Regions from separate parts of the Mus musculus genome. Here all the other regions are linked to region 1. Evidence: chromatin loops called from intact Hi-C (ENCODE). Cell type or tissue: heart. All regions are shown on one strand. Region 1 holds the start of Maz (MYC-associated zinc finger protein (purine-binding transcription factor)). Region 2 overlaps Taok2 (TAO kinase 2). Region 3 holds the start of Tmem219 (transmembrane protein 219).

The links. A loop is a pair of places that touch in the nucleus more often than their neighbours do. Peaks named below come from ENCODE experiments on the same cell type or tissue, not always from the same donor. Only the 100,000 strongest peaks of a DNase experiment are listed, where the experiment ranks them.
Region 2: a loop joins it to region 1, with 2.6 times the contacts of the local background. A loop is called at or near these places in 9 of 42 quality-filtered maps.
Region 3: a loop joins it to region 1, with 1.9 times the contacts of the local background. A loop is called at or near these places in 8 of 42 quality-filtered maps.

Annotation. Positions count from the first base shown.
Region 1 is chr7:127,024,057-127,026,556 of GRCm38, reverse strand. Maz (MYC-associated zinc finger protein (purine-binding transcription factor)) reads left to right here and starts at 78. Exons shown (of 5, transcript NM_010772.1): 1 at 78-329; 2 at 403-1,253; 3 at 1,618-1,681; 4 at 1,942-2,113. The coding sequence starts at 138. In heart, a CTCF peak has its summit at 1,203; DNase peaks (open chromatin) are centred at 186, 846, 1,256 and 2,006; H3K4me3 peaks cover 2,500 bases; H3K27ac peaks cover 2,500 bases.
Region 2 is chr7:126,881,434-126,883,933 of GRCm38, reverse strand. Taok2 (TAO kinase 2) reads left to right here. Exons shown (of 16, transcript NM_001163775.2): 1 at 1-28. Among named protein-coding and RNA genes, the nearest start is that of Taok2, 2.3 kb to the left of the region's middle. In heart, a CTCF peak has its summit at 966; no DNase peak of the experiment used is centred here; H3K4me3 peaks cover 2,500 bases; H3K27ac peaks cover 1,901 bases.
Region 3 is chr7:126,897,094-126,899,593 of GRCm38, reverse strand. It overlaps Tmem219 (transmembrane protein 219), which reads left to right and starts at 1,316. Exons shown (of 6, transcript NM_026827.1): 1 at 1,316-1,370; 2 at 2,367-2,500. The coding sequence starts at 2,404. In heart, no CTCF peak of the experiment used is centred here; DNase peaks (open chromatin) are centred at 1,293 and 2,023; H3K4me3 peaks cover 1,244 bases; H3K27ac peaks cover 1,717 bases.

The DNA of each region.
Region 1 (2,500 bases):
GGCGGGGCGGCCCTCGGGCCATGCGTTCGGCTCGGCCCAACCCGGCCGGCCGGGGGCGGCGCCCCGAGCCCGGGCCCCGCGCGGCCCGTGCCCCCGGCTCCCGCTGAGCTCCGGGGGCCCCCACTGTGGCCGAGGCCATGTTCCCCGTGTTCCCTTGCACGCTGCTGGCCCCCCCCTTCCCCGTGCTGGGCCTGGACTCCCGGGGGGTGGGCGGCCTCATGAACTCCTTCCCGCCACCTCAGGGTCACGCCCAGAACCCCCTGCAGGTCGGGGCTGAGCTCCAGTCCCGCTTCTTTGCCTCCCAGGGCTGCGCCCAGAGTCCATTCCAGGTGAGTAGGGGCCGGGCCGGGCGGGCAGGCGCCGACCAGCGACCGCGGCCCACACGGCGCCTTGTCTCCGCAGGCCGCGCCGGCGCCCCCACCCACGCCCCAGGCCCCGGCGGCCGAGCCCCTCCAAGTGGACTTGCTCCCGGTTCTCGCCGCCGCGCAGGAATCAGCCGCGGCGGCGGCGGCTGCTGCGGCGGCTGCCGCTGCAGTGGTTACTGCACCCCCGGCCCCTGCCGCCGCCTCCACAGTGGACACAGCGGCCCTGAAGCAGCCTCCGGCGCCTCCTCCGCCACCCCCTGCCGTCTCCGCACCAGCCGCCGAGGCCGCGCCCCCCGCCGCGGCCGCCACTATCGCAGCAGCGGCTGCCACCGCTGTCGTCGCCCCAACCTCGACGGTCGCCGTGGCCCCAGTTGCATCTGTCTTGGAGAAGAAGACAAAGAGCAAGGGGCCCTACATTTGCGCCCTGTGCGCCAAGGAGTTCAAGAACGGCTACAACCTCCGAAGGCACGAAGCCATCCACACGGGAGCCAAGGCTGGCCGGGTCCCTTCGGGTGCTATGAAGATGCCCACCATGGTGCCCCTGAGCCTCTTGAGTGTCCCCCAGCTGAGCGGGGCCAGCGGGGGTGGGGGAGAAGCCGGGGCTGGCGGCGGCACAGCCGCGGTGGCGGCCGGTGGCGTTGTGACCACGACTGCCTCTGGGAAGCGCATCCGGAAGAATCACGCCTGCGAGATGTGCGGCAAGGCCTTCCGCGACGTCTACCACCTGAACCGACATAAGCTGTCGCATTCGGACGAGAAGCCCTACCAGTGCCCTGTGTGCCAGCAGCGCTTCAAGCGCAAGGACCGCATGAGTTACCACGTGCGCTCACATGACGGCGCTGTGCACAAGCCCTACAACTGCTCCCACTGTGGCAAGAGCTTCTCCCGGTGTGCAGGGGCCTCGCTGCCCACTAGGCCGGTGGGGGGGAGGGCAACAAGGTGGCCTGTCTTTGGCTGGTGGGGAGGCGGCTCCCGTTCCTGGGGACAGGAACCACTCCCAGGGAGGAGGGAAGTTGCTAGGAACAGGGGGTGGTACTTTAGAAGAGGTGGGTCTCTGGGCTGAAGGAAAGCAGCCTCTGGGCAGAAGAGGAATCTTGGTTTGAGGGCTTTCCTGCCTGAGGACTGAAGCTGAGGGGGAAACGCTGGGACCTTTGCAGAGGCATTTTGGAGGAACCTAGGTAGATTTGAGGCACACCTTACCTTGGAGCCTAAGCCCTAACACACACCCCCTCCCACCTCAACATATCCCTAGGCCGGATCACCTCAACAGTCACGTCAGACAAGTGCACTCAACAGAGCGGCCCTTCAAATGTGAGGTAGGAAGCCAGCTTCCTCCTGTCCTGGTTTTCATGATTTTGATCCTCATTGTAGCTGTGTGGGTTCAGCCTCTCAGACCCCCTTTTTCTCTCTCTTTTTGCCTCTTCACTCCATTTTCACATTTCTCCTTCAAGGCCTGGTCATCTCACGCCCATTTCCTACAGATCAAAGACCCCCGAGACTCTGATCCCCTTATCTTGCTCCCTTCTCTCTACTCCCCGAAGCTTTAACTCTCCTGTGACCCCACACCCTCCCCCAGAAATGTGAGGCAGCTTTTGCTACGAAGGATCGCCTCCGAGCGCACACAGTCCGACACGAGGAGAAGGTGCCATGTCATGTCTGTGGCAAGATGCTGAGCTCGGCTTATATTTCCGACCACATGAAGGTGCACAGCCAGGGCCCTCACCATGTCTGTGAGCTCTGCAACAAAGGTACATGCTAAGGGGTGCCAGGAGGGCAGGGACTAAAAAGGGGGGCACAGAGCTGTTGGGTTTTTTTTCACCGATGTGGGTCAAGGGTGCTGCAGCTAAGAGCTTGTGGCGAGTAGAGAGAACTCTTTAAGGGGCAAGTACAACAGCATTGGAAACACCACCACTAAATTATGTGCCATGGTTCACAGGAGACCGTCTACCAGAAATTCAACCTCATGGGTGTGCTTGGGAGAATGAAGTGGGACGTGGTTACTTTGAGAAAGGAATAGCCAAAAAGCCAGTCCCAAGGGTTTCAACTTAGCAGCCACAAGCTCTTGTCTCCAGCTCCTGGGGCAGGTGGAGTACATCAGCAGGGGTGTGACGAGCATGCACCCTACCCAGTAGCAG
Region 2 (2,500 bases), 140 kb after region 1:
GCTGGGGCACCATAGTGACCCCTACCAGGTGAGAGACATGGGTGTATGGGCATGAGCCCCTCTGGTCAGCTCCATGCCGAGAAGCTGGGGCTGGGTAGGCCCTCTCCTCAGGATAGGGATTCCTGTTGGGCCCATGGTCAGTCTCTGGCCAGCCCAGTCTGCTTCTGTTGCTACCTCTTCTCCCTTTCTCTTGCCTTCATTGTGTCTGGTTGAAGGGGTACTCTCAGGTGACAGGGCCTGTCTTGTCACCAAGGGTCACGCCCTAGGATGCTTAGCCAATCAAATGGCTTTCCACCTTTCTAGTCTTTATTAATTTTGCCCTCACAACCACCTCTTCATGATTTTATTATACTCTTTTTTTTTTTTTTTCCCCAAGACTGCTCTAGGGTGTTGATTCCCATGTAGGTGGACTGGCTTATTTATTTATTTAGATTGAGACAGCCTTTCTGTAGCCCTGGGTGGTCGATCTGGCCCTGGAGTCCAGTCTTTAACCTCTTTACAGTTTTGACTACAGGTGCAAGCCACCACACTGGGAACTTATATTTTTTTCTGGCTTGGTTTAGTTGGAGTTTTTGTCCTTGCAAAGGTGTGTGTGTGTGTGTGTGTGTGTGTGAGGGGGTAATATTTCCTCCAGCCCTGTCTCTTGCTGAGATGGTGTAAATAATCTCATATATTTGTCAAGTGACCTATCCTTTACAGAGCGCTTTTGCATACATTTTTTTCCATACTACATACTCCTACTCAACCTGTGGGAACTCTTATTATTGTCTTCCCATTTTACAGTTGAAAACATTGATGCTCAGCAAAGTTGTTCAAGGTCACTGAGTGACAGATTCAGGATTTTAACTCAAGTCTTGTCCCTGACTGGATACCCACTTCTTCTGAGCCTGGGCTTGATGAGGGACCCGCGGGGGAATGTATCAGGGTGAGGTTTAGAAATTGGGGGTGTAATGATCTTCCTCTCCAGAAGGAGCTTTTCCTGAGAGGAAGCTCTGCTTTGTGCTCTTCCTCATGGGTGTTTTTCTAACGTGACCTTCATTTTTACTCTGATCCCACACTTTGGCCCGTGTTCCAGAGATAGTTCTCTCTTCTAAAAAGTGATGGCTTTAGCCTTTTCTTAGCTGTTGAGTTAGAATGAGCCCCTCTCTGTGCCCCCTCGCTCCCAGGAGTAAAGCCTCTGGCAACTCTGGAATCAGAGAAGGAAAAGCCATTTGTTTGGTGTCTACAAAGTGCTCTGAGTATGAGTGAGATCTCCTGTAGCGGGATTTTGTAATCTCCTACCAAAGGACTGGTAAGCCACTTACCTGAAGCGCTTGCTGTAGGTTGCAGATGGGAGCACTGGTCAGTCAGTTTACCTGAAGCTCTTGCTGTAGGTTGCAGATGGGAGCACTGGTCAGTCAGTTTACCTGAAGCGCTTGCTGTAGGTTGCAGATGGGCGCACTGGTCAGTCAGTTTACCTGAAGCGCTTGCTGTAGGTTGCAGATGGGAGCACTGGTCAGTCAGTTTACCTGAAGCGCTTGCTGTAGGTTGCAGATGGGCGCACTGGTCAGTCAGTTTAGGGATTCTTTTGCAACGTGGGCTTTCGAAGGTGATTATGATTTAGCCCAGGCCACGGTGATTGCCCAAATGTTATTGTAAGGAAGGGGACCTGTACGATGTTTTTACAGTGGCTGCCACTCTTCATGGGGCCTGAGGTTCTGGGTTGGCAGTCTTAGGCTTGTTTCTGGTTAAGAAGTCATGAGGGTTCCCTTGGCAAGTTGTGATGCCCTGCCTTTTGTGTGGGTGTGTGGTGAGGGGTGGTTGCCACTATGCTCCAAGAGAAGAGGGCCTGCCTTGAGCAGACTAAGCAGCTGAGAGCAGCCAGTCCGTCAGTTGTGAGCCTTTCCCACCCTAAGGGCCTACAAAGAGTCTAGCTCCTTTTCCACCCGCCAGCTTCCAGTTGAGCTAAGGAGACAAAATTAACAGCATGGACAGGAAACAATGTGCCACAGAATATAATTATATGCTGAAATTGTTAGGTACTTTTAAGTAGCTAGAACTCTGCCTCAGGAGTCCAACTCTGCTGAGGGCTTTGTGTCCAAAATTCCCATTAGTCCTTTAAAAAGCCTATCCTAGAGTGTGCGTTCTGGTCCTGGTACCCTGTGGCAACTTTGCTTTGGAGTTTGTTTTTGAGTTTGCTTTGGAACGCCCACCCCTCAAGGGCTGGAATGATCTGGGAGGTTCTCCTAAAACAGGGAGGCTGGGCTTAGTTGCCTCCTAACAGAATTCTGTCCTGAACCTGAAAGGGAAAGGTCCTGTTCTGTGACCTTGGGAAAGGCCTTTTTCTTCTCTCTACCTCAGTAACTCTGGAAAATGGTGATCTTGATCAGACCTTGCTAGTTTCATATAATTGTTCTGGATGCCTGGTGGTAGCAAATCATTTGCCTTTTCAGAACCTGTTTTCGTGTCTGTAAGGGATGCATGTGACCATAGTGTTTATCCATGAGGTTGTGGAGCCCGC
Region 3 (2,500 bases), 130 kb after region 1:
GGATCTCATGGAGACTGAAGCTCCTTTCTCTGTGATAACTCCAGTCTGTGTCAAGTTGACACAAAACCAGCCAGTACAATGGGTATACAAAGTCTCACAGAGACATTGTTTCAAATTTGGGCAGCAATTTTATATCCAGAAGTAGAATTATAACCACATGGCAATACTATTTCTGTTGATTTTCCTTTTTTGGAAAAGTCAAATTCTTCCCCATAACGGTACCAGTGTATGTTCCTACCAACAATGTTCAGCTGAAGTTTCAATTTGTCCACATATTTACCAACACTCGCTAGTTTCTGATCTCTTGTTGGTAGCTACACTAACAGATATGAATGATACCTCATTTTGCTTTTTTTTTTTTGCTTTATTTACATTTTTTGAGAACTGTTATGAACTAAAACCGGAGGTACAAATGTTTTTCTTTAGAGAACCATGTTCCACACTATTAATCCCAGCACACAGGAGGCAGAGGCTGGTGGATCTCTGTGTTCAAAGACACTTTGGTCTACATAAGTGAGTTCCATGTCATCTGCACAGTAAGACCCTGCCCTACCCTAAACCAAAACAAATGTTCTTCTGTAAAGGGGACAGTTTTATCCCCAGGACAACAGGGTTATTATGGCTTTTGCAGAATTAGATTTATTCATTTTGTTGTTGTTTGGTTTTGGAGGGATCCCAGGCTGGCTTCGAACTCCTGATGCTCAGGCCTCCACCTCCTAACTGCTGGGGTTACAGGACTGCATCACCAGAGTGAGGATGAGCCCGAGTTCCTGGCTCCGTGCCTTATGTTGTTTCAGGTAAGATGATATTCCCTCTAAAAGGCTAACAGAGTGAGACGAGATGTTCCCCTTTGAACAGCCTTGCAACTCTAGGGTCCTGGGCACTTAGGGACCTCTCAAGAAAAGAGCCAAAGTCCAAGGGCAAGGTGTGTAGACCGTAAGTATTTGAGAGGGCAGAGAAGAGCAAAACCTATACACTACACACAGAGGGGAAGAGTAAAGTCCCATCCATCCCAGAGGACCCCCAAGTCCTTCCCAGAAGCCTGGGTGAGGTTCTGACCCTCCTGTGCTCTCTCAGGAGGGAGACCCTGAGATGTCCAAAACGGCTAGCACGGCCTCCCTCGGCTGTTGCTAGTTTTATCACCTACTCCCAAGTTACTCCCTCCACTTGGCCCATTGGGTGACTTTTCTTTTGGTTCGGCCGGAACTAGGCCAGGGAGTAGCCAGCAACCTTTCCAACCGTGGTCACCGCGCATGCGCGTCTGAATGGACTGGGGCGGGGCCGGAGCGTGCACGCGCGAGCAAGGCCCCGCCTCTCCGCCAAGCCACCCATGACGTCACGGGGCGCCGGCCTCTGCTGGGCTGCAAGCGGTGAGAGCTAGTGGCGAACGGATCTGACGCCGCTTGATCGGGAAGGGATGCGGGTGTCGAGATCCTTCTGGAGGGGCTTTGGGGAGGACGGGAGGTCCAGATGCACCAGCCGCTACTGCCCCTCAGGCTCTGCCCTCCCTCCTCCTCCCCTCCCCCTTGCAGAAATGCCGGGACGTGGAGCCACGCCGGGGCCGAGCATATGTGACACCTGTGTTTCCCAGTGGCTTCCACACTTTCCCACGCTGTCCCCCTCACACCTTATAATGATCTCCTGCCTTCCAGATGCTTATTTTCATCAGTCTATCGCTTCTTGCCTGGAATAGGGTACTCGGAAATTGGAGATGGATTTTAGACCGTAGCCCTACCACTTCTGAGTCCCTGAGCTTCAGTATTCTACTGGCTTCTGGCCTTAAGGATCAGTATGACACCAATAGAAAGAAAGGAGATGGACGTCTGTTGAATTCCTGCATGGCCAAGTACTGAGCAAACAGCTGCCCAGTCGAATCCTCATTACTTGGTGCTCTTAGAACTCCCTTTCAGGACATCCTAACCTCACAGACAACCAACTGGCTTGGTTGCATGTGTGAGCGCCGTCCATTCCTACCTGGCTAGTTAGCTTAACTCCAAACTGGAAACTGAACCCAGACACTTCCGGTCTGGATTGTGACTTGGCTGCCAAAGCCTCACCCCAGATCAACTGCTTCCTCTTTCTCCAGCTGAGAATTCGTTTCACATCTCTTTTGCTAGTACAGAATGCTCTTCCCTGCTTCTCCTTTGGATATTTCAGAAACGAAAGAAAGCTTTTTTTTTTTTTAAGTGCTGTAAGGAGGTGAACTTTTGGAGTTCAGAATCTTGGATTTTGGTCCTGGCTCTGTCACTTTCTGCGTGGCCTTGAGCAAATTCATTGTCTTCTAACCTTAGGTTATCTTTGTATAGCATGGGTGAGTGCCTTCTGACCAGCAGGCTCTTGTCTAGTTCTCCCTTACTGTCCTCCAGCAGGCACCCCACGGAGGCCCAGACCCCTCTGCTCCCCATGGGCAGCTGCCAGGCAGGGCACAACTTGCATCTCTGTCTGGCTCATCACCCACCTTTGGTCTGTGCCACTTTGATCCTGCTGCTCCTTGGCCTTT